Linked DNA regions of Homo sapiens: all the other regions are linked to region 2. The links are chromatin loops, found by intact Hi-C in ENCODE. Cell type or tissue: heart left ventricle. All regions are shown on one strand.

The links. A loop is a pair of places that touch in the nucleus more often than their neighbours do. Peaks named below come from ENCODE experiments on the same cell type or tissue, not always from the same donor. Only the 100,000 strongest peaks of a DNase experiment are listed, where the experiment ranks them.
Region 1: a loop joins it to region 2, with 6 times the contacts of the local background. A loop is called at or near these places in 35 of 110 quality-filtered maps.
Region 3: a loop joins it to region 2, with 5 times the contacts of the local background. A loop is called at or near these places in 7 of 110 quality-filtered maps.

What each region holds. Positions count from the first base shown.
Region 1 is chr10:16,768,808-16,776,807 of GRCh38, forward strand. All of the region lies in intron 3 of RSU1 (Ras suppressor protein 1), which reads right to left. Among named protein-coding and RNA genes, the nearest start is that of RSU1, 45 kb to the right of the region's middle. In heart left ventricle, no CTCF peak of the experiment used is centred here; no DNase peak of the experiment used is centred here.
Region 2 is chr10:16,111,714-16,119,713 of GRCh38, forward strand. No RefSeq gene overlaps it. Among named protein-coding and RNA genes, the nearest start is that of LINC02654, 160 kb to the right of the region's middle. In heart left ventricle, a CTCF peak has its summit at 4,857 (motif pointing right); no DNase peak of the experiment used is centred here; H3K27ac peaks cover 308 bases.
Region 3 is chr10:16,540,733-16,548,732 of GRCh38, forward strand. No RefSeq gene overlaps it. Among named protein-coding and RNA genes, the nearest start is that of C1QL3, 23 kb to the left of the region's middle. In heart left ventricle, a CTCF peak has its summit at 4,618 (motif pointing left); no DNase peak of the experiment used is centred here; H3K27me3 peaks cover 843 bases.

The sequences.
Region 1 (8,000 bases), 660 kb after region 2:
GTTTCTGGAAGGTTCCACAAGCAGCCCAAAGTGCCTGAAGGGTTCATTAACTTCTCTTTGGCCAGAAGCACCTCCACTTTGCTGGACAGGCTGGAGAAACCAAAGTCCATCTGCGTGAAATACTGACACAGCCCCTTCCTGAGCAACAGCTTTACTCCTAAAAGGACATGTATCTACGGCCATCGGTAATACCTGCAACAGGCATGTGCCAGCCGGTACTGCACCACTGATGCACATTCACAAAATCAACAATCAATCAGCTCAAGAATAGGCTTCCCCCAACTGGTCAGCAGCCCACAAACTGTCTCCCCTCCATAGGAAGAATCAAAATCACCTGTTGTAACAATCGCAGTTTCAATTCTGTTGAATAGAGTAAGGAAGATTCTGTTCTATGATCTAAAATTAATAATTCCACAACCAACAACTCAAAGCATTTTAGGAGTTTATACAATAATAATTAGCAGGGTATGTTCTGGGCTGGGCTTTCTGTTGGACAGCCACTAGTTATATGCAGCTGTTTGAATTTAAATCTAGATTAATCAAAATTAAATAAAATGATGAATGCTATTGTTGGTCACAGCAGCCCCATTTCAAGAGCTTGACAGCCACATGTGGTGACCAGTGGCTCCACTACTGCATGGCAGGGATACTGACCGTTTCCATCACCGCAAAATGTTTTATTACACAGCCCTACCCGATGGCAGTGGGTCTCAAACCACAGAGACGTCAGAATCACCAGATGGCTTGCTAAAACACAGATGGAGGGGTATCCCGGAGTTTCTGATTTAGCAGGTTTAGGGTAAAGCCTGAGACTCTGAATTTCCAACAACTTCCCAGGGGATGCCGATGTTGCTGGTCTGGGAACCCTCTTTTGGCTCAGAAAACTTTTAATTCATTGGCAGCATCACGATTATCAATCCAACACATATGTCCCTTACCCCATGCGATAATGCGATGAGTATAATAATCAATCTGATCCAAATAAAGATGCCTCTTGAGCCTGGGGAACTGATGACACGTGAAACAAATGATACTCTAGGTAGCTTAACACGTTCAACGTGGATGCTACAATCAAACCCTTTCTAGTCAACTTCTGCTTCCCCATACAGCATTTTATGGTAAGATCACTGTTGCTTAAGACGGACAACTTTCCAGAGGAGAAAAGCCTTGAATTCCCTAGCACACTGAATTAAGTCACTCAGTGGCAAATTCATCATGACCAAGGGTAGTCATACAAAGAGATGTCACCTGCTCTACTGCTTGGCTTCAAAACACTGAACCCTAATGGCAGGATGCTGGGTGGTAGTGACGGTACAGACAGATCGGCTTGGGTGCAGCTGATTTGGGGGCTTTTTGAGCAAAAGCATCTTGGGGCCCTTGAGGCAAAAAAAAATCAAAGCCGTAAGGAGCGACAGACTCTGGGAGCAGCAGGCACCACGCAAAAAACATAAGGACAGGAGCTCTGCCTGGGTGCAGCCCACGGGAGGGTCAGGGGGTCACACTTTGGTCTTTAGAGCCATATGGTTACCACCGACAGCCAGGTCCTCTTCAGCTCCAGAAGGGCAGCACTAGACCCTGCACCATGCTAACACACACCCACGGCTGCCAGGAAGCCAGAAGCTGCTCCAAACACATGGCGCTTTCCCTCCGCAGCACAGGCATGAAATCTGGAGGTGACCTCCACCCACCATCTCCACCAAACTTCTGGGGAGTTGGGGGCTGCACTACACCCAACTGTTTTTGCAGAAGCACCAAAGGATGTTTTCAGAGCTGGTGATTCCTGAGCTAGGGCTGGCCCAGGGCATGAAAGCCAGGGGACCCAGCCTCTTTGAAACAAGTGAACTGATAGCTCAACCTCTGCCTCCAGTGATGGATTGTGAATTACAGCAAGGGGATGAAGAGGAGGACTTAAGGCAGGTACTTCGTGGGAGGCAACTGCTCACAGCCAGGGCCAGGACAGCAGGTGGCATCGCGGCATGTCCGCCCTTGTGCTGCAATGGAGGCAACGCTACTGTCTCGTGCCCATTTCCAGGAAGCAAAAGTGCCACCAATCCTTGGGCCAAAGAGTCCCCAAAGAAACTACATAGAATGAGTCACAGCAAAATGAAACTGAGTAGTATTGCTTCTAAAAACCTGACATATTGCTATTTAAAAAAAAAAAAAAAAAAAAAAAGGAAGTTTTTGTCTGTTGTCATAACAAATGAAAATGCCTGGGCAGATGTTCACAATGTCATATATTTCTGCAGCTTTTTTTATAAAGCATAGAAGGACAGAGGATGGCAGAGGATATTAAAATTAGCTTGTTATTTAGATAACTTAGTATGTTACATTACTACAACCAAGTCACTAGAAAAATTACTAAAAACATGAGAATAGGTGAAAATGAGTGAGGCTCTTCATTATATATACGGGAGGGGAGGGATGGACCATTTATGAGAAAATGGTGAAAGCAAACATTTCCTTGCCCCAGCATTTGATGAATATGATAGTGAAAAACAAGTGTCCCCCTTTGGCCTGAATGAAGTAAGGGAGGAAAAAATCAAATTAGCAGAAACTAGATGAAATATGACATGGGGCATCCATGGTCAAAGTAAAAGCACAGCCTTTTTAATCTCTAGCTGTAATAACTGGAGAACATGAGTCCATTCATAGCACAGAGGTGGTGTCTAGACTAATTACATACATGCCGATTCTTTCAGCAAATCATAGTTCTCAATGTCATTTTAATGATTATACATAAAGAAGAATCTTCTCACTCTCGCGTAGGAATAATTACATTCTTCAGCACTTTATATGCCAAAAAAAAAGGTCATTTGTAGTTATAGTGATTAATTACCTTTGTTTTCTGGCCAAAAACACAAGGTGGACAATAATGAACTAATTACATATTACCACAAGACTCTGATGTTCAAAAGTATACTAATGATAACTGTCTTCACAGATTTTATGGGATTTACCCCAAAGCAGCTATTAAAGCAGTGAATTACGGTAGTTCCAGGTTATTTAAAAACATAAAGTTTATGAAACAGTAAAGCAAATTCTCATTTAAAAGGTTCTACATGTTCCTCAAGGTAAACATAAAATAGCAAAGTATCTAAGCATCTACGCCAAGAAAGGCCAACATCCTCCAATTATTAGCTTTATAAATAACAATGGTAATGTACTTTTGGTTAATAAACAACAAGTATTACTGGGGACCTGTGCCCCAAAAGCACACGCTCACTCTATGCTATCATGAGCTGCCTCAGGATTCTATAGCCTAAGTCATTTTAGTAAACAAAAATATCCCCTGGCTTAACTCACCGCAAAACAATGGCCCTACTCTTTCACCAGCAATGTGAAAAATCAATTACGTGAAAATTAGAGGAAAAAAGGCATAAGCAAGTGATAAGGTCGATTTTAGAGGATAAAGCCAAACATGCAAAAATGTATGTTCCTGAGCTATAAAAAGTATGTATGCATAACCAAACAAATTTCCTAAAAAGCTGACAAGTATGGATTTCTTCTCCTCTGAGGATATAAAAATTAGTTAATGCCTGAATCTTGTGTTAACTCCCAAAGCATCTTCAGGAGGACGTATGAACTCTGAAATCTTGCAGGAACACCACTTCTAAATTGCACTACAATTCTGATGTGCGACCCCTCCAGCAAAGCCATACATCAATAAAGAGCTTTAATTGGGGAGCTGGGAGGGAGAGGCAGCACTGAGAGGAAAGGAAATGGCATTCAGTGGCCTGGGGAGGAAGTGACATCCAGCGAAGGGTAAGAAAAGGAAGGGTAGGAAAAATGCCTAGAAAATTCCAAAACACTGGAAAGAGAGAGGAGTAGAATATGAAAAAAAAAAAAAAAAAAAACAAGAAAAAAAAACTTCAATCCATCAATGGAAAAAAGCAGTCTCAGTGTTATAAAAGGACTGATCTAGGCTCTTTTATATGAGTACATGCCTTTACTATGTATAATATATATGGATGTATATCTACACATAAGCCTCGATTATTAACATTACAAGGTAGATAGTCAGCAAGTCACATTCTATCTTGCACTCTTTTACATGCACACAGAAAAAGCACGTTTTGTCATTAGTTTCTGTCTTCTTTCACAATTAAGAATTAATCTAGGCTGGGAGCAGTGGCTCACACCTGTAATCCCAGCACTTTGAGAGGCCGAGGTGGGTGGATTGCTGGAGCCCAGGAGTTTCAGACCAGCCTGGGCAACAGGGCGAAACCCCACCTCTACAAAAAAATTAGCTTTGCATGGTGGTGCATGCCTGCAGTCCTAGCTACTCCGGAGGCTGAGGTGGGAAGATCACTTGAGCCTGGAGGTTAAGGCTGCAGTGAGCTGAGATTGCATCACTGCACTCCAACCTGGGCAACAACTTGAGACCCTGTCTCAAAAAAAAAGAAAAAAAAAAAGAAAAGGAATTAATCCATCAAATCCATCAAGAGGCCACAAGTGGACTGCTTCTCTTCCTACCAGACCTTATGTTTAGGGTCACTGCATGAGGAGGGCAGGAAGGGGAGGAAAAGGAAGAGGCCCAGGGCTAGGAAAATCCACCAAATCCACATGGGAGCTTTGATCATTCCCTTCGAAATAACCCAACTATGGCTTTTAACCTTAGGAATTCTCCCGTTCTTCGACTGGAAGGAGTAAGGATCCAGAGCCACAGGAACGCTTCGTCCATGGAGCTCCTACACTGACCTAACGGGACGTCAAGTGCACACACAGATCACTTGCAGAGGCAGCAGGGGACACGGCGGAGCAGCCACTTGGAAGCTGTACAGAAAGCTCTGTCGCCTCCTCATTCTGGTCACTTAATCACTTTACACCTGCCTCCTCCACGTAATACAGAGTGGGGGTTCAACAAATTCACTCTTTTCTCTTTCACTTCCTGCTGAAGTTATTATATAGGTGTTGTTCTTGATGGTCCCACAGGCTGTGGGGTGCCTTGTATTTCTTTCCACACAGTGCTGGTTCAGTTGGATGAAAAGGAGGGCTTCACAGAGAAAGATGAGCATTCATCTCAACTTTCTGAAGGATAAGCCAAATTCAGAGAAAGGGGTAGGAACATCAGTTTTTTTAAAAAAATCAGGTGACTAGAACAAAGAATAGATAGGCAGGGGAAAAAAGCTAAAGAACCAGCAAAAAATTAGACAAAAGAGGGTTCAGACTGAAAACAGCAAAACGCAAGGTCAATGAGTTTGTTACTGGTTATCAATTGTATCTGAGTGGTTTTGGTCTATGAGGCTGACTGATGAACAGAAAGAAAAATGGAAATGGGAAAGGTATTCCGTTAAAAAAAAAAAAAACTGCATATGCCCATATGCCCACACACGTTCTGTTCAACCCTGGGAGCTACAGGATTGCAAATTCTTATTTAACAAAATGTAAATTTAAGCAGATTAATAAGATGGCACTTATCAATATTTTTTAAAAAGTCATCAAGAATGAGTTCTGTGATGCATTAAAAATCATCTAAAGTTTTATACAAATCTCCAAGGAGCATCTCCTTTAAGAAATAGCATCACTAGGCCGAGGCAAGCAGATTGCTTGAGGCCAGGAGTTCAAGACCAGCCTGGCCAACATGGTGAAACCCGTCTCTACTAAAAACAAAAACTAGCTGGGCATGGCAGTGCACACCTGTAGTCCCAGCTACTAGGGAGGCTGAGGCAGAAGAATCGCTTGAACTCGGGAGATGGAGGTTGCAGTGAGCCGAAATCACGCCACCGCATTCCAACCTGGGTGACAGAGTGAGATCCTGTCTCAAACAAACAAACAAAAAAATAGCATCCCTATGTCCACACTGCATGCAAACATACTAGTGTTATCTTCATCCGATTCTGGAGTTTCTAAATCTGAGCTGCATGGACCTCTAAAGAATTCATGGATGAACACAATGGGATCCACAAGCCTCTGCTGGAATTACAACCATCACGTGCACTTCTCTACAGATCAGGGTTGTAGTTTTCACTCTATTATTTAAAAAGATCAGTGACTTAAGAAAAGTTAAGAAGGCTGGGCACAGGGGCTCACAGTGGCCTGTATTTCTGGTACTTTTGGAGGCCAAGGCAGGAGGACCACTTGAGCCCAGGAGTTTGAGTCCAGCCTGGGCAAATTAGCCAGGCGTGGTGGTGCACATCTATCTAGGAGGCTTGCTTGAGCCCAGGAGTTTCAGGTTACAGTGAGCTAGGATTGTGCCACTGTACTCCAACCTGGGTGATAAAAACACTATCTCTAAAAAATAAAAACATAAAAAAAGAGAAGAGATGCTCTACAAGAATGTATGTACCTAAGTATTGCACCTCTTAGTGTATCTCCTCTATCATTCTGCACACATACTCACATGTACACACACATCAAGTGATATAGGAGAGAGGGCATCAACTGAAAATGTACGTATAATATTTTGCTATTAAATCAATTCTGTTTGATAGACATTCTATCATCAATAGCAATAGAAACCTTTTTCAGGATCAGCCCCGCACATGGGCTAATTATGAGTTGGAAAGTGACAGGCTTACACTCCCCCGTCTTATTTTCTCCACAGCCTGCCACCGTTCTGAAGTTCTCACGATTGGGGTGGTTCCATTTAAAAATATATTGTGGAGGAATTAGCACGTTAGCTGGCTTCCGCTTAGCACAAAACAGGACCTCTAGAAAAAGGATTCTAGAACAGGTACATTTTGGTTGGTGGGGCTGACAACAAAAGGAATGGGGGTGGGGGGTGGCCACAGTCTACAAGCTGAGGACAGATTAGATGCCACCGGCAGGACACGTCTTCGACTTCATTCGCTGGCCTTGGCTGCACTGGTTCTGGGTTCCTGGGTCAACAGACCCTCCCATAGCATGATCTCAGGTGCTCACTCACTACAGCCAAAAAATCGCAACACATGCCCAACTGCCAGTGCTTTTTTATGGTAACCTGACTACCGGTACCATCAGATAGATATTGTTTAATTAATAGCTGTTAGACTCAAAGATACTATGCATATTTTTTTAACTCTCATCTTTTAATGATGGCAGAGAAGCAAACTGATAAATGTGCAGTAATTTAAAAAAATAAGTTATTGATCAAAGCCTCTGTATTATAAACACATTTACACTCTGTTAAAATGCGAACAGCAAGTTGTTTTGATATTGTCACAAGATAAATTCATGACACAGAGACCATTTATTTTACATATTCCCCCCTCATGGTTTAATTTCATACAAGCCATGCACAAGAACTTTTGCATAAAGCATGACAAATAATCTATGAAGGAGGGAATAACTACAGACTTAAGAACAGCAAGGTCTGAGAAGAGTGGTGAAGGTCGTCCTCAGGAATTCAGACAGTTAATTCTTCTCAATCATCCCAGCAATCTATTATGTCTGCATAAAAAGGTTTCAATGTATTATGCTTTTTAAAAACTGCTAAATTTTCTTCATTATAATTGGATCTACAAATTTTAAGAATGCAGTATTTTCATGTGAAATATGCTGCTTAATTTGTTTATAATATGACTTATGGTAGATAATCAATGTATACATCTGCATAAAATTTAAAAGTATTAAATTCTATGTACTTAGAATATTATCTTTGATAAATAAATTATTGAAACCACCAAAGAAGGTATCTTAGTATTTCTTGTTTGTTATAATTCTAAATTCATACATAAGCTGTAACTAATAGGAAATAGTGTATATTAAAAAAAAAAAACCCACATTTTGCCATAAAACTTAGGTTTACTACCTGCCTGGCCATTTCCGATGCATTAAATGATGAGATATGGTCACAGTGAAGACCTGAAATTGTAGGCAAAACTGCCAATACCTCAGGAAAAGGTTTTACATGGCAGTTAAAAGTATAAAACTAAACAATTACATTCAGAGACCCACACTTTTGAAAAGTTTTACATAAATGTCGGCTCCTCAATGTTTGCACAGAGCAAAAAGATATCCTTGGTTATTTCTTGCACAAAATGACGAATGTCTAATCCTCAACACACATGGGTCACAAAATT
Region 2 (8,000 bases):
GGTGTTTTAAAATAGGATTGATATGACAGTAGCGTTCTAGAAAATAGATCCTTAGAAAACAAGAATATTTAAAGGGAAGGCATAACGCAGAATGAGTAAACTGTGTAGGAGAATACATGTTATGGGGTGAGAGAAGCAGATGCTAAAGAAAAATACCTCTAATTGAAACAAAAATCATGTACACATAAAAAAGCACAAGTACAAATTTTGAAAATATTTCCTAAAAGACTCACCAAAACCAGTTTTTAATGGTTCCCAAAATATTTTGGTGTGGCTTACCATAATACTTCATAATCATATCAAATTTCAGCTAAATGTTACATTACCAAATTGTCGAATTAAATTTTACATTGTTCCCTGAAAGCTTTATGAAGGTATTTCATTAATACCATTGACCCTCGGCATGGTACAGAAGAAAGAGTACAAGATCTAAAAGCACACAGCTGCCTTGTGTCTTTGGACAAGTGACATAATTTCCCTGGGCTACAGTTATCTAATTTATAAAATGAGGGTTGCAAAGTCTCCACTTCATAGGATGTTAAAAGCCTTACAATAAATAATGCCTATAATATTTCTTTTAAAATCTGACACAGAGGCCACTAAATGTTCCTCTCAAAAGACTTCAGAGGTCAATAAAAGAGCTTAATGAGATTACAATAATATAAGTCAGGTGGGCAGGAGCAAGGACCTGAAATGAAACTTATTCATTGAGCCAAGATGGGGACATAGGAGAGAAGTGATCCAGATACAAATACCCAAGGGCCATGCAATCTGGGAATCTGAGTGCTTTTTCCAAGGCATCTTCTCATCATGTTCACTTTCAGTCCAGGCAAGCAATTGACACTATGGAATCCAAGCTGATAATGAGTTCGGAGGTATAAACAGGTTGGCGAAGTACAATGTAGAATGTCTACCCATCAAGAAAGGGTACCAGCCAGGACATAAGACAAGAACCAGGCAGCTTCTCATAAAGAAAATTGGGAAAGACAGATCAAGGCTAAGTCCAATTATAATAACTGGGACATGTCAAGGGGAGCAAGGGTTGGGTCAGAGCTCAGGAACTAAGTGAAAGCTCATTTATATCGGGGTCAGGAGAGAGTAAGGGAACCTAAAATCAAGGCTGGGCACGAGGCTCATGCCTGTAATCCTAGCAGTTTTAGAGGTCTAGGTGGGAGGATCGCTTTAGGTCAGGAGTTTGAGACCAGCCTGGGCAGCATAGCAAGACCCCATCTCAAAGAAGAAAGAACGAAAAAGAAGGAGGAGAAGAAAATAAATACATAAAATACAATCAGGTAAAAATCCTTCTGTCCAGCCAGGATTAGTCTAAGTAACAAGGAAAAGTATCCAGTCTATTGGTAGTATCAAGGAAAAATTATACTGATCAGAATTAAACAGGCAAGAAAAACGTTATTCAAGACTATTACAATATGGGAGATAGATTAAACTCAACTCTGCTCAAACAAGATGGGAGCACTGTGTTGGGATGAGCTAGAGGAAAAGTACTAGAGGACATTAAAGAGGAAGTTAGTCAATGTGATTAGACTTCTTCTGTTTGCTAATTGGTGCTATGGAAGTTAGGCTCCTACCCTCTCACAGAGACTGAGAGACAAGGACACTATCTTTCGTGATGATTACCATTCAAAGGCATGTCTCCTAGGTCCTTGAGAAAGATATTCCTGAGTTATAAAACTGGCAGGACTTTGGGAGAAGACTTACATCTCAGAGGGGCAGAGAAAGAATTTACAATTCCAAGTTTTCTAAAGTAAATGCTCTAAGGAAAGTAAGGTCAGAGGTCTATAGTCAGATAGAAATCTGTCTAAAATTTGATAAAGCTGAGGGGAACATGAAGGCCCTCTTGGAGAGTAAACAAAATATAACTACAACTATGGGACTTTTAAGAATAGTTCCAAAACAGACCTGAATGCCCAATTCCAATATGGTGGACTACAAAAAATTGGAGTCATCTTTTTGGTATCTGGTAGTGGCAAAGCAAAGGTTAAATACAGAAGACGTGGTTCCCTTTTGTTTTCTTCAAAGGACTACGCTACTGCCTTTCTAAGGCTTTTTAAAAAAATCTCAATTCACATCATTCTAAAAGTAAAAGGGGGCCACTTAACAGTAATTCCCAGGGTTTATTCCTCCAACTGTGAAACCTCTGGAGCTCCTTTCATTTCCTTCAAGGTCTCTTCCTCCTTCCAACTATTTCTAGGAGCCCCTGAGGGTCTGTTATATGTACTCACAGACAAATCCTTTCAGCTAGCAACAGGCATCTCCCTCTCTCCTTCCCTCCTGCTCTGAGTTCTTTAGTGCTCTTGGAGCTGAGCCCTTGTCCTTGCTCTTGCTGGAGGTCCCTGTCAAGATAAGCCCAACCCAATGTCACCCCTTGTTCCAGTGTCCAGCATCCTCAAGCTTGGCTGGCACTGCCTCTGGCTGCTGCTGAAGCTGAGTGACACAGATACTGCCCAAAAGGATGCAGCTCTCAGCTCTGAATGCAACTGGAGTCAGTGGTGAGAATACTGTGCTGGAATCCAAGGTGGTCAAATACCCAATGCCCAGGGGGAAAGAATGCCTCACTTTTGTTGTAGTCTAAAATCCTTTTGGTTTCCAGTGACTCTCGCGAGCTTGCAAGAAAATAGCTTATTCAGTTTACTCAAATGGTTCACCCCTTTCTAGGTCTCAAGGTCAATTGGCTTGGGAAAATATAAGCAACAAACAACATCTTGTATTAAAATTTACCCTGCTCTCCAATGGCTGAGACACCTTATTAGCCAAACTTAATATGCAAGTCTCTCTCTTCCCTCAACATGGGATCTTTCCCAAGAGGCTACTCAGCTCCTCGTGCAAATACAAAACTTGTATTTGGTATTTGTATTAGAAATACAAATACACTTCCAGGGCCTGACCTATGAGTCTTCCTTGTTTACCCAGACAAGTCAAACTACTGGTGGTATTCTCAATCTATGCCAGCAATGAGCTACTCAAGGCCCAGGTAAATAGAGGCAGCCCGGATGGAAGAATAGCAAGAGGACCTTCTGTTGCCACAATGGTTGACTATTTGGTTACCTTTAGTGCCTAGAATTCAGTGTTAAGTTTCAAACTGGCATTCTTCTTCTCAGCTGAGTAGGTAACTTTAGGTGGAATAAAATATACATTGCTTTTCCACGGTACTCAATAAACCTATTATCATTTTGAAATTTGAGAAAAAAATAAGTGTGTCTCTTGAACTGCTTTATTTTTCCAAAAGTCGTTCTTCTACAAAAATTGTACCCATCACTCATTTAGAACCAAATGTCCTTTGTCCACACTTCTATATTTCCTCAGAAGACTGATTCTTCTAATCAGTTTGGGGACAAGGAGAGAAAATGCAATAACATGATTCCACCAGGTTATTACTGTAAAAGGCAGGAGGGCATTGGCTAGCATGGGCACCATCCTCAGCTAAGCATGGAGTAACTTACAAGCAGAACTAACTGAAGACACTCATGCAACTCAGATACAAGAATGAAGGAACACACGGACAGTAAATTTTCCTCCTCAAACCCACTTTTCCTTAGTTAAACTGGACTCTTCCCTTTTTAAAATTCGGATCGCTAGCCTGGATGAAAGAATTGCATATTCAGATTTTTCACCCTAGAAGAAGAAAAAGTATCCTAAAAACAACATACTTTTGATTTTTAAGAACTTTTTCATTGTTAAGAATGAAACAATTGTTTGAGGGAAAGTTAATTTTCTACAGAATTAGAAGAGACTGTTGAAAATAATTGCTGAAGGATGTATTTGCTCAAAAGTTACTCCTGATGTCTGTAACAAAATCTAGAACATAGTAGATTCTCAGTAAATAATAAATGCATGCTTAGATAAGTGAATGAATTTTAGGACTTAAAAAGAGAAAGAGCTTTTTTATTTAATAAACAAGATTCATGGTCTGGGGGCAGCTCTGCATTCTGTTCTGTTTCTCTACTTTTCTAACCTGGAGTTGGTTATATAATATATTAGTCAGGATTCTCCAGAGAGACATAACCAATAGGATAGATAGGTAGACAGGCAGGCAGACAGACAGACATAAGTATAGGTATGGGTATAGATAGAGATATGAGAAGGGACATATTAGGGAAATTGACTCATGTGATAATGGAGGCTGAGAAGCCCCAAGATAGGCCAGCTTTAACCTGAAGACCCACAGAAGCCAGTAGCATGGCTCAGATAAATTACAACGGCCAGAACCAGAGAAGCTAATAGTACAACTCTCAAACCAAGGCTAAAGGCCTGAGAACCCAGGGGGATACTGGTGCGAACCCAGAGGGATACTGGTGCAAACCCCACAATCCAAAGTCGAGAGAATCTGGATTTCTAATGTCCAAGTACCAGAGAAGAAGATTGTCTCAGCTCCAGGAGAGAGAGAGTTAATTTGCCTTTTGTCTGCCTTTTTGTTCTCTCTGGGCCCTCAATGGATTAGATGCTGCCTGCCCACATTGGTGAGGGTGGGTTTTCCTTACTCAGTCCACTAATCCAAAGCTTATCTCTTCCAGAAACGCTCTTTCAGACACACCCAGAAATAATGCCTCACCAGCTATCTGGGCATCCCTTAATCCAGTCAAGGAGACACTTAAAATTAACCATCACAGACAATATGTATGACCTTATGCATGTCTTTTAAACTCTTGTGGTTTCTCAGTTTCTCATTTGTAAAGTGCAGGGTTTGGACAAGGAATTTCTAAGATTCCTTCAAGTTCAGAAAGGCTTTAATTTCCAGTTGCTAGGCATCTAGGTGCTAATAACCAAACATCAGCAAATCTGTGCAATTTAAGTCTCCCCTTAAAATAGAAGTAGGTTGCAAATTGCTTCAGGCCCACTAGAGGGCAGGTATTGAGACACATCTGTGGCGAAGAAGGACTAGAAATACAAAGCGGTCCCACATGAACTACTGTGACATAGAAATGGCAAGTTGCGTAACACTTCACCCTTGAGCATCACAAAATATTTTACAAGCAGAGACTATTGACCCTATTTGGCAGATAACAGAAACTGTGGTGTATCCAGAGCGAATGACTTACTTGGAAGCACAGAAATTCACCAAAAATATGGTCTATGATTCCAGCCTCTTGTTTCTTCGTTTTAGATATTGACCATCACTTGGATGAATTACAGAATGATGGAATCTGAAAGTCGTCAGGAAACTCAGCGGTTATTTCACCCAATACTTAAGAGAAACACACTCAGTTTTACGTTTCTCAAAACACAGCCAGCCACAGGGTAACTCAAGGAGCCAGGTTGGAGGTGCCCTTCAGGGTGACTTCCTTTTGAAACATTCATTCAGAAGGAATTTTGAAAATCAAAGAAGAAAAATATCTTGGAAAAAACTGGCTGCTGGTGGTACTGTCTCCTCCAAGTTGACATCATCAATCAACCAACAATGTAGGAGAACTGTCAGATTCTGGCAGCGTGAGGGACAAGAGAAATTGTCAGACACTTGGAAAATGCAGAGCTGCTCTGCAACACAGCTGGAGCCCTGCACAGTTGTTATTTGGTTTGTGGCGGGGGGGGGGGGGGGCGGCACAAAATTTAATGGGAAGAGGGGAGGAAAAGAGAGGGTATTCATGGAAAAATATCAATTAAAACGTGCCTGATTCATAATTTTCTCTATTTCTCGGCAGAATAACTTTCCATCCTGCTTTTTGCATTGTTATCTTCAAATTCATTTTTCAGCTGTTATTCATACTTCATTTTGGTGTTTCTGAATGTATTTGTCCTCACAGTAACTGTTGACAGGTCCAGCCCTGGAACCATCTGGCTCCTGAAGTAATGAGACCAAATGAAATGGAGCTTGAAGAAATTAACATTCTTTCCTTAATCTATTAATAACTGAAAAGTGTTGATTTTGGTGACAGCTAGATACTTTATTATGAGGCATATTGGTTAATTAAGAGCATCGTAATGAAGGTTATAGGAACGCATATCCCTCCAGAAATATACATATTTTTAATAAGCATAATTTGATTCTTCTCAGAGGCTCAAAAAAAAAAGTCAGTGAAAATGTTATGCACAAGGAAAGTCTCAACAAAGAATAAACAGACAATTTTGCATGGATGGACCATGGCTACTGTTGTTTTATTATCTTAAGTGTGCCTGTGTGTATCAAATACAGCTGCTGCATATCAGCGAACATTGCAGATAATTACAAGTCTTCCAATCCTATGACTCCACTGTCCCACGATTCTTTCCATCTATTTACTCTTAGATGACGTTTGCGGGTTTCTAGGGTCCTTATGGGGATGGGCAAGAGAGGAAACATCCATTTTGCCAAAATTTAAAATGCACAGTCTTTGATAATTAGATAATAGATAATGACATTTCCTTGGTCTTCTCTGATGTTTGCAAACATTTTCCTATCGTCTGTGAAAAGTTTACAAAAACTCTATCTCGCACACAGACCTGTCATTAATAAGAGATCAGGTGCTCTACCTTTCCTCTCACCTTTCCCTCACACTGAGCTCAGAGAAGTTCTGCCTGCCCCTTGAGTATTGTGGATGCCCATTTCCAGTCACGGTTAGTCTAAGAATTTGCTCTCAGACCTTACTAAGAAATTTTATTTTTCCTCTGTTTACAGTCTTCGTTCAATTTTAGTTAACATGTGTATGAACTTTTCAGGCAAGTTCAGCATCATTTTTCTTCCTGACTGGTGTCCCATTGAAAAAAAAACACCCACAAGTAAATTCCCCATGTTTTCTCTACTGAGAATATGAAATGAGTTGTGCATTGGTGTGTATTTTCATTGCAAAACTTTGCTGCACCATTTCCTCTTCTTCTCTCTTTCTTTTTGCCATTGTCTGTCCACTATGTAGCCAAGACATCCCCACAGAAGGGCTGATCTGTCCCTCTTGCTTGTTCTCTGTTAAGACATGCTATGCAAGATTGAGTAGAGAGGGAAGATAAAGACCTACATAATTCAGGAGAAAACTGGCTAATTACAATCAAGGGTGTGTGTTTTTCTATTTTGGGCCTCAATTATCCAGTTTGGTTGTCAACGTTGAAAAATTACTAAATGAAGACCAGATCTTTCATACAGACACTGCATTTCTGAGCAGAGGGAAAGCATTTTCTCTTTGTTTTCCCATTTGCTTTGTTATGTTCAGTCTCTATTTAAATTCTACTTGCTTATTTTACTTCTTGACACTTTCTCTCCATTTTTCTCATCCTTCATATTGTTGATGACAGATGTGTGTCAGCACCTTCATGACACTGTGCCCTCAACATTAGACTCAGGAGACATTCGGGGAACTCACTCTCTCATTCTATAATCAGCACTTCAGTTAGTCTTTGGTGACTACTTATTCCTGTTTATTTGGATAAGTAATTCTGTCTTCAAAAATACAGTTACATTAACAAGCAGAATATTAGGGTCAACTTTACTTAGGGTACATGGCACTTTGGCCAGCCTTCTAGCATTCCTAGCCAGGGTTCTACATATCAGGATGACCACGCTGAGGAACTGGAAACAGATTCAAGGCCATTGTTAGCTCTGTCCATCCTTATCTGCTGCAGCCACAGTAATGCCTGATTCCACAGAGTGGCTGGAGAACCCTCAGTCTCATCATTCGAGCTCAGGGCCAGAAAACTCATAAGGTAAAGTTAAGAACCATGATGACTGGGTCAAGGTTATTCTTAGTATACAAGGGCACCAGTAATTGGAATAATAGTGCTGAGTTCTTTTTTTAAATAGATGGGGGATAAGACAAAAAAGAATAAAGACAATTGTTGGAGAAAGCTCTGTCTAAACCAGTGACAGAGAGTAGACATCAGTAATATAAAGTCATACTTATCTTTATTGCAGTTATGCTGTGCTAGCTCACTCTGGATTGTTTTAAGTGGGTACACCCCTCTCACATAAATACTATCATAGAAAAGGCTCAAAAGCCCAGCACCAGAGACAGCTCCCTGTCTCTGGGATCCTTCCAGGCTTTTTCACCCCTTTTCTTCATTACCACTGGAAAATACTTACT
Region 3 (8,000 bases), 430 kb after region 2:
TCTTTTTTTCCATTTTAAAAAAAGGAAAACATAGGATTTTTCCCTTTTAAAAAATGGGCTGGGCACAGTGGCTCACGCCTCTAACCCCAGTACTTGGGGAGGCTGAGGCGGGCGGATTGCCTGAGGTCAGGAGTTCCAGACAGCATGGCCACATGGTGAAACCCCATCTCTACTAAAAATACAAAAATTAGCCAGACTTGGTGTTGTGCACCTTTAATCCCAGCTTCTCAGGAGGCTGAGGCAGGAGAATCACTTGAACCCAAGAGGCAGAGGCTGCAGTGAGCCAAGATGACACCACTGCACTCCAGCCTGGGTGACACAGAGAGACTCCGTCTCAAAAAAAAAAAAAAAATTAATAGACTATTGTTAAGAGCAGTTTGAGCTTTCCAGAAAAATAGAGCAGAGAGTACAGAGGTCCCAGGTATCTTCTCCCCTCTTCCTCTGCCTCAGTTTCCCCTATTACTAAAGATGTTAATCTTTGCGTTAGTGGGCATATTTATTACAATTGGGGAATCAACACTGACACATTATTATAAACTCTATAATTTACATTAGGGTTCACTCTTTCATTGAAGGGATCTTAGTGTAGGTGGAGAATGGAACTGACTTTGTCTGATGTACAATTTTGGAAGACCCAGCTTCACAAAAGCTGTTGTTAGGGGCTGGATTCTATTCCCCACCCCCCCCCCCAAAAATTCCTATACTGAAGTCCTAACCCACAGTATCTCAGAATATGTGAAGTTATTTGGAAATAGGGTCATTGGAGATATAATTAAGATGAGGTCACACTGGAGTGGGGTGGGCTGTAATCCAATATGATTGGTGTCTTTATAAAAGAGAGAAATAGGAACACAGGCATATACAGGGAAGATACTGAATAAACCCGAAGACGGACGTACACAAGCCCTACAGAGAGACCCTGAACAGGTATTTCCCTCACTGCCTTTGGAAGAAATCAGCCCTGCCAACACCTTGAATTATGGGTTTCAGCCTCTAGAACCATGAGACAATACATTTTTGTTGCTTAAGCCCCCCAGTCTGTGGTACTTTGTTATGGCAGCCCTGGTAAACTCATAACAGCTGTGAAGACCTGCTATAAGAAAACCTACTGAGGGCCTAGCATGCTGGCTCACACCTGTAATCCCAGCATTTTGAGAGGCCAAGGTGGGAGGATCGCTTCAGGTCAGGAGTTCAAAACAGGGCCTCACTGTGTCGCCAAGGCGGGAGTGCAGTGGTACAATCACAGCTCACTGCAGCCTTGGTCTCCTGGGCTCAAGTGATCCCCCTGCCTCAGCCTACTGAGTGATGGGATTACAGGTACGTGCTACCATGCCCAGCTAATTTTTTAAAAAGAATTTTTAGTAGACACAAGGTATTGGTATGTTTCCTAGGATGGTCTTGAACTCCTGGCCTCAAGAGATCCTCCCAGCTAGCCTCCCAAAGCGCTGGAATTACAGGTGTTAACCACTGCATCTGGCCTCCAAATTTATTTTTGAAATCACCTAAGTAAAAAAAACAGCTGCAAGCAAACAAATATCATATTTTTTCTCACCATTCTCACTAGAGAAGTCTCTAGGGGCACCTGGTTCTCTAGGTGGGTATGCACCAGGTAACTGTATTCTTCAGAGAACTGTTTAATCATCTGTATAGCCTTGGTGTAGCAAAAAATACCCTATTACCAGAAGTCGAGTCTACAGAGTACTAAATGAAAATAAAAAGTGGTCTTTATTCTGTACAGGTGATATGGTTTGGCTTTGTGTCCCCACTGAAATGTCATCTCAAATTGTAATCCCCAGGTGTTGAGGTGATTGGAGCGTGGGGGCGGTTTCACCTCTGCTGTTCTCGTTATAGTGAGAGAGTTCTCACGAGATCTGATGGTTTTATAAATGGCAGTTTCCATAGGTTTCCTTTTTTTCTTCTGCCACCTTGTGAAGAAGGTGTCTGTTTCCCAGTCCGTCATGATTGTAAGCTTCCTGAGGCCTCCCCAGCCATGTGGAACTGTGAGTAAATTCAACCTCTTTCCTTTATAAATTACCCAGCCTCGGGTAGTATGTTGATAGCAGTGTGAAAACGAACTAATACAACAGGTTTAAAGGCACGTTTATGAGATATTTAAGAATAACAGCACTCGCTGTTCCAGGGAGTAAATTGAGTTATTTACAGTAGTCCTCACCTGTGGTGCTAGGATTATTTGGAAAGAAGGAACACAGCCTCCCTCGAGCAACTTAAGCCAAGTGGCATAGAGCATAAAAACACACGTGGGCTAGAGCAACAACCATTAGGAAGTGAGGCGTGTTCAAAGATAGACTTTCTGCTGGCTTTCTCATCTGGTCTGTATGTTCTCTCTTAAGTATGGCTTCTTGTTTCGCTGATTCTCAGTTCTCCTGTAGGTCCTAACTGACCCTGCCTTTATGTATTCTTCGATTCCAGAGAGAATTCATTTCCTTTGTTTAGTTCATTACCACAGCGACTTTGGGAAGAGTGCTTTGTTTGAGGCCATGTCAGGTCATTGGACAGGTTTATGGCCAGGCTGTCTAGGGCACTTTGTGGGACTCTGTGGGTTGTGCCCAGTGGCTCTGGGGCTGTCTGTGGGGCCCCCGATAAGCCACTGGTCCAGTCAGTGGCTGCTCTTGCAGAAGGAACGGTTGAGTTGTCTGCGACCATGATAGGCACATGTGGGGTGCCTTGCTTTCGTACTCTGTTTACGTGAATCTCAGTTATCACCTGTGTTCTTCAAAGCTCATCAGTCTGAAGTGGCAGAAGGGTGTGAAGAAAACAAAAGCAGGGAGGTGGGTCATTGTTGTAACAACAATAATGATCTCTTCATTGGTTATTTTTCATATCTATTAACTTTAGTCTACTTTGCAATTTATATTTCATTTGCACATCAGATATGCAAAACTGAATCTTGTTTGAAAACTTCAAGTATTCAATACCTTAAAATTTGAAAGCTTCAAATATTCCAATAACTTCAATGCAACATCTTGGTAGTAATTTTTTTTAGACAGAGTCTCACTCTGTCCTTCAGGCTGGAGTGCAGTGGCGTGATCTCAGCTCACTGCAACCTCCACCTCCCAGGTTCAAGCGATTCTTCCACCTCAGCCTCCCGAGTAGCTGGGATTACAGGTGCCCACCACCACACTCGGCTAATTTTTTTTAAATTTTATTTTTAGTAGAGACGGGGTTTCACCACATTGGCCAGGCTGGTCTTGAACTCCTGGCCTCAGGTGATCCACTCGCCTTGGCCTCGGAAAGTGCTGGGATTACAGGCATGAGCCACCACACCCAACCCTGGTAGTAATTTTTAAATATCTATCTTGTCAACAAATGCCTGATAGCAAATATAAAATGTTACAGTGGACACGCTGTTCAAACATTGTGAAGAAAACCGTCTTTTTAAGAAACTGACAATGAAACTGACATCTCTAGTTCCCTTACCACATAAATAAAAGCCTTTAGTACAGAAGTATCTTTTGGAAAAAAAAAAAATCTAAAAAGTAAATGAGAGCTCTGCATTAGCTCACTATTGGAAGAAAAATGGAAAGTTTTCAGGAACAATCAACATAACTCTCTGCCCCACCCCTGCTCTTTCCACTGAAGAAGGACAAGCTGTCGTTACACCTCAGGCAAACACCGTTGCCCCAGTCCCTTGGGCTCATTGGAAGGTAGGCAAGGAGGGAACAGCCTGTCTCCTGATAAACAAGTGCAGAGGGTTCCAAATATCATCTCAAAGAGCCAAATTTATTTTGCAGCAACTTTTCATAAACCCAAGGGCTACATGGCTGACAGTAAAAAAAAAAAAAAAAAAAAAAAGACAGTGTACAAACCAAAGCATTAGGATTTTAAGAATTATAGAAACATTTAGTCATTAAAAAGCATAGAGGCAGTACTTGATAGATACATAAATATTTTATACATAAAATCTTCTTGGTTATTGGAAAGGAAAAAGGTGCCAAACTTGGAAAATGGCAGCTTCTACCAAATGTGTGAATGAGGAGAAAAGCTGGTTTGCTTCTCAGTGCCTTCGTGAATCTTATTTTCACGGGGGAAAGCCTGCCCTGTTTCTCTTTTCACGATACACTTAGCAGCCCTGCAGCCAGATTTTTTAGAGAGGAATGAGGGAGATTGGTGAGAAGCAAAGTACGAGTTTTCCAGCCATTTGGCTGGCACTATGCTTTTTAAAATGGTTTATACCACTTCATATTTCCCAAGAACCCCACATCATCCATCTAAAAAAGACAAAGACAGGAATCAAGTATTTGGTTGGTTTTTTTTTTTTTTCCAAAAGAATAAAAATAGCAGGTGGATTTTTACTTGATCTGTGATAGTTGGACTTTGGTCTTAAATGTCCATTATTTTTTATGTTTGAAAAATCACCCAATATAAACTATGAGTCGTGATTTTGTCTCCTTTCCTTCCTGTTTAGCTTGGATCTCTTTGGCAAGAACTCTTCTATTCCCCTTGGCTCGTGCAACAACATATGCCAGTTATGGTGTTTCCTCTGTATTTCCTGGTTGTCAGAAGCAATGTTGGTAGACAACATCTTCAAGCATCAGTGTTGTGTTAAGGGAAAGGGTTGTTGATGGCAAAAAGTAAGCTCCCTCTGCTGGTTGAGGGCTCCCTCTGCAGAAACGAATGTCTGAATATCCATTTAGAGACCGCGTTCTTTCTTCTTCCTACCCAGACACAAACGCTTTTCTGTTGTTGGAAGTGAAGATTGTCTATGAACCTGATACCTGGAAGAGCCCCACAGGAAATGCTGGAGTGGGTTTCTCTGAGGATACTCCCTGAGGTTTTACATGCAAACCCTGAGACTCTGGACAGTGTTAAATGATAAGGCTTATCGCTCTGAAAGGGACAGATGGCAGACCTACCCTGAAATAGCTTTTCTGGAAGAGTAACACATGGTAAATTGCATTAATTGCAATAATTGCTTTTTATGCCTTGATGAAAACTACCAAAGACCTTCAAAGATCTTCTAATCATGGCAAATGAGCACAGTTCCCCCTTACCAGTGACACAGCTACAGTGCTCCGGCTTGGGGTTCTGCAGAGAGGCTACAGAATTAAGAGCATAGGACCCATAGACTTAGGAAAGAGATGGGCAGGTGAGGCCCTGGGTGTAGCACAAGCTGGAGGAGTATCTAGTCCCATTTGGGGGCCAAGTTGTGGGTATTTCTTGTATAACATGTATTTGGTTAATTCAATAGTCATGGGGGAGGCTGGGGTGGGCAGATCACGAGGTCAAGAGATCGAGACCATCCTGGCCAACATGGTGAAACCCCATCTCTACTAAAAATGCAAAAATTAGCTGGGCATGGTGGCACACGCCTGTAGTCCCAGCTACTAGGGAGGCTGAGGCAGGAGAATTGCTTGAACCTAGGAGGCAAAGGTTGCAGTGAGCCGAGATTGCGCCACTGCACTCCAGCCTGGGCGACAGAGCGAGACTCCATCTCAAAAAAAAAAAGTCATGGTACATAAGGATTTAGGGAGTCTCCTCACTTAGCATGAACTGCAGGTGAGAATTACATTGGTGTCTTGTCTTCCTTCTTTCAAACTCAACAGAATAGCAGAGCGGGGTGGAGGGTAGACTTTCCTACTACATTTCTGTGATTTCCGTCTTACACAAACTAACCATGTAACTCAAGGAGGATTTATATTCTTTAACAAAGCTTTCCAGTTTTTCTCCTTTGAAATGATTTGGTTATGTGTCCCCTCCAAATCTCATATCGAAATGGGACCGCCAATGTCGGAAGTGGGGCTAGTGGGAGGTGTTTGGGTCATGGGGGTGGATTCCTCATGAATGGCTTGATGCCCTCCTCATGGTAATGAGCGAATTTTTACTCTGTTAGTTCACACAATAACTGGTGCTTTAGAAGAGTCTGGCTTCTCTCTTGCTCCCACTCTTGCCATGTGACATGCCTGCTCCCCCTTCATCTACCACTAAGCTTCCTGAACCCTCACCAGAAGCCAAGCAGATGCTGGCACCATGCTTGCACAGCTTGAAGAAGCATGAGCCAAATAAACCTCTTTCCTTTATAAATTACCCCGCCTCAGGTACTTCTTTATAGCAATGCAAATGGAGTAAGACATGCTTCTATGAAGATTTTTACGTCTTTGCTTTATTGTACCTCCTTTATGTTGAGTCAAGCTTCTGCTTTGTGCATGGAATCAGTCTATGACTTTGGATATTTTCCATTATTTTAATCTTCCAGGAATATTTATATCTTTTTTCATTCACTCTGCCAACAAATGCAGGAAACTTTATGGAGAAGACACTAGATTTCAGGCACTCTACTAGTGTGGGCTACTTCCATGGTATGTGGGATAAAAAGATTACTTATCACTAACATTTTTTTGTTGTTGTTCCAGACAGTATTGGAAGCACTTTTGGTATATCTCATTTAATCCTCTCAGTAAACCTTTGCGGTTATTATTATCCCTATTTTGCAAGTGAGAAACCAGCATCTCAGACAGATTACATAGTTTTTTCAAGGCCACACAGCTCATAAGTGGCAGAGCTAAAACTTGAAACTTTCAGACACCTTGTTCTTCCTGGTCTGTACATGGAAAGACTATCACTGTTGGGGGTGGGGGTGGGGGTGAACTTGTAAGTTAGCAAACAATCTCCATCCAGGATGACAAGGGCCCTATTGTACATATGCAATGTGTTAGGGCAGGTGATATCATTTGGATGTGTGTTCCTGCCCAGATCTCATGTTGAAACGTAGTCCCCAGTGTTGGAGGTGGGACCTGGTGGGAGGTGACTGGATTTCTCATGAATGGTTTAGCACTATCCCTTTGCTGCTGTCCTTGTGATAGTAAGTTCTCTTGAGATGCGGTCATTAAAGAGTGTATGTCACCTCCCTCCTACTTCCATTGTTGCTGCTCCGGCCATGTGACCTGCCTGCTCCTCCTTTGCCTTCCACCATGATTGTAAGTTTCCTAAGGCTTCCCCAGAAGCTGAACAGATGCCAGCATCATGCTTCCTGTACAGCCTGTGGAGCTGTAAGCCAATTAAACCTCTCGTCTTTATTTTTTTATTTTACATTAAGTTCTGGGATACATGTGCTGAACATACAGGTTTGTTACATAGGTATACATGTGCCATGGTGGTTTGCTGCACTTGTCAACCCCATCATCTAGGTTAAGCCCTGCATGCCTTAGGTATTTGTCCTAATGCTCTCCCTCCCTTTTCCCTCACCCACCCCAATAGACCCCAGTATGTGATGTTCCCCTCCCTGTGTCCATGTGTTCTCATTGTTCAACTCCCACTTATGAGTGAGAACGTGCGGTGTTTGGCTTTCTGTTCCTTTGTTAGTTTGCTAAGGATGATGGTTTCCAGCTTCATCCATGTCCCTGCTAAACCTCTTTTCTTTATAAATTACCAGTCTCAGGTATTTCTTTATAGCAATGCCAGAACGGACTAATACAGCAGGTGTCAGCAGTTTTCTTCTGTCAAGTGCCACATAATTAATATTTAGGCTTTGTGGGCCAAGAAGTCCCTGATGCAACCGCTTAACTCTACATACTAGCAAGAAAGCAACCACAAATAATATGTAAATGAATGAGGTGGCTGTGTTCCAATAAAACTTTATAAAAACAGGTGGTCAGCTGGATTTGACCCACAGGACTGTAGTTTGTCAACCTCTGTTCTAGGGGATTACAAGGAATAGAAAAACCGATTCTGCCCAAACGTGAGAAACAGACATTTGAATTAATCCCTGGATATCAGGCCACAAAGGAGAAAGTCATTCCAAGCAGAGAGAAATGTGTTTATAATTGGGGAACTCCGATTGAAAATTGGTATTTGGGGAAAATATGACATGTGAGTGACAATAAATGTATAGGACAATGGCAGAATCCAAGTTTGGAAAGGGGGATTTGTGCCTAGGTTAACAAATCATGTATTTTATGATATCCACTTAGTAAGCGCAGTTTGTTTATGTAGGCTTTTTGTTTTGTTCTGTGAACAACTTGTTTCTCTTCTCCTGATACAAC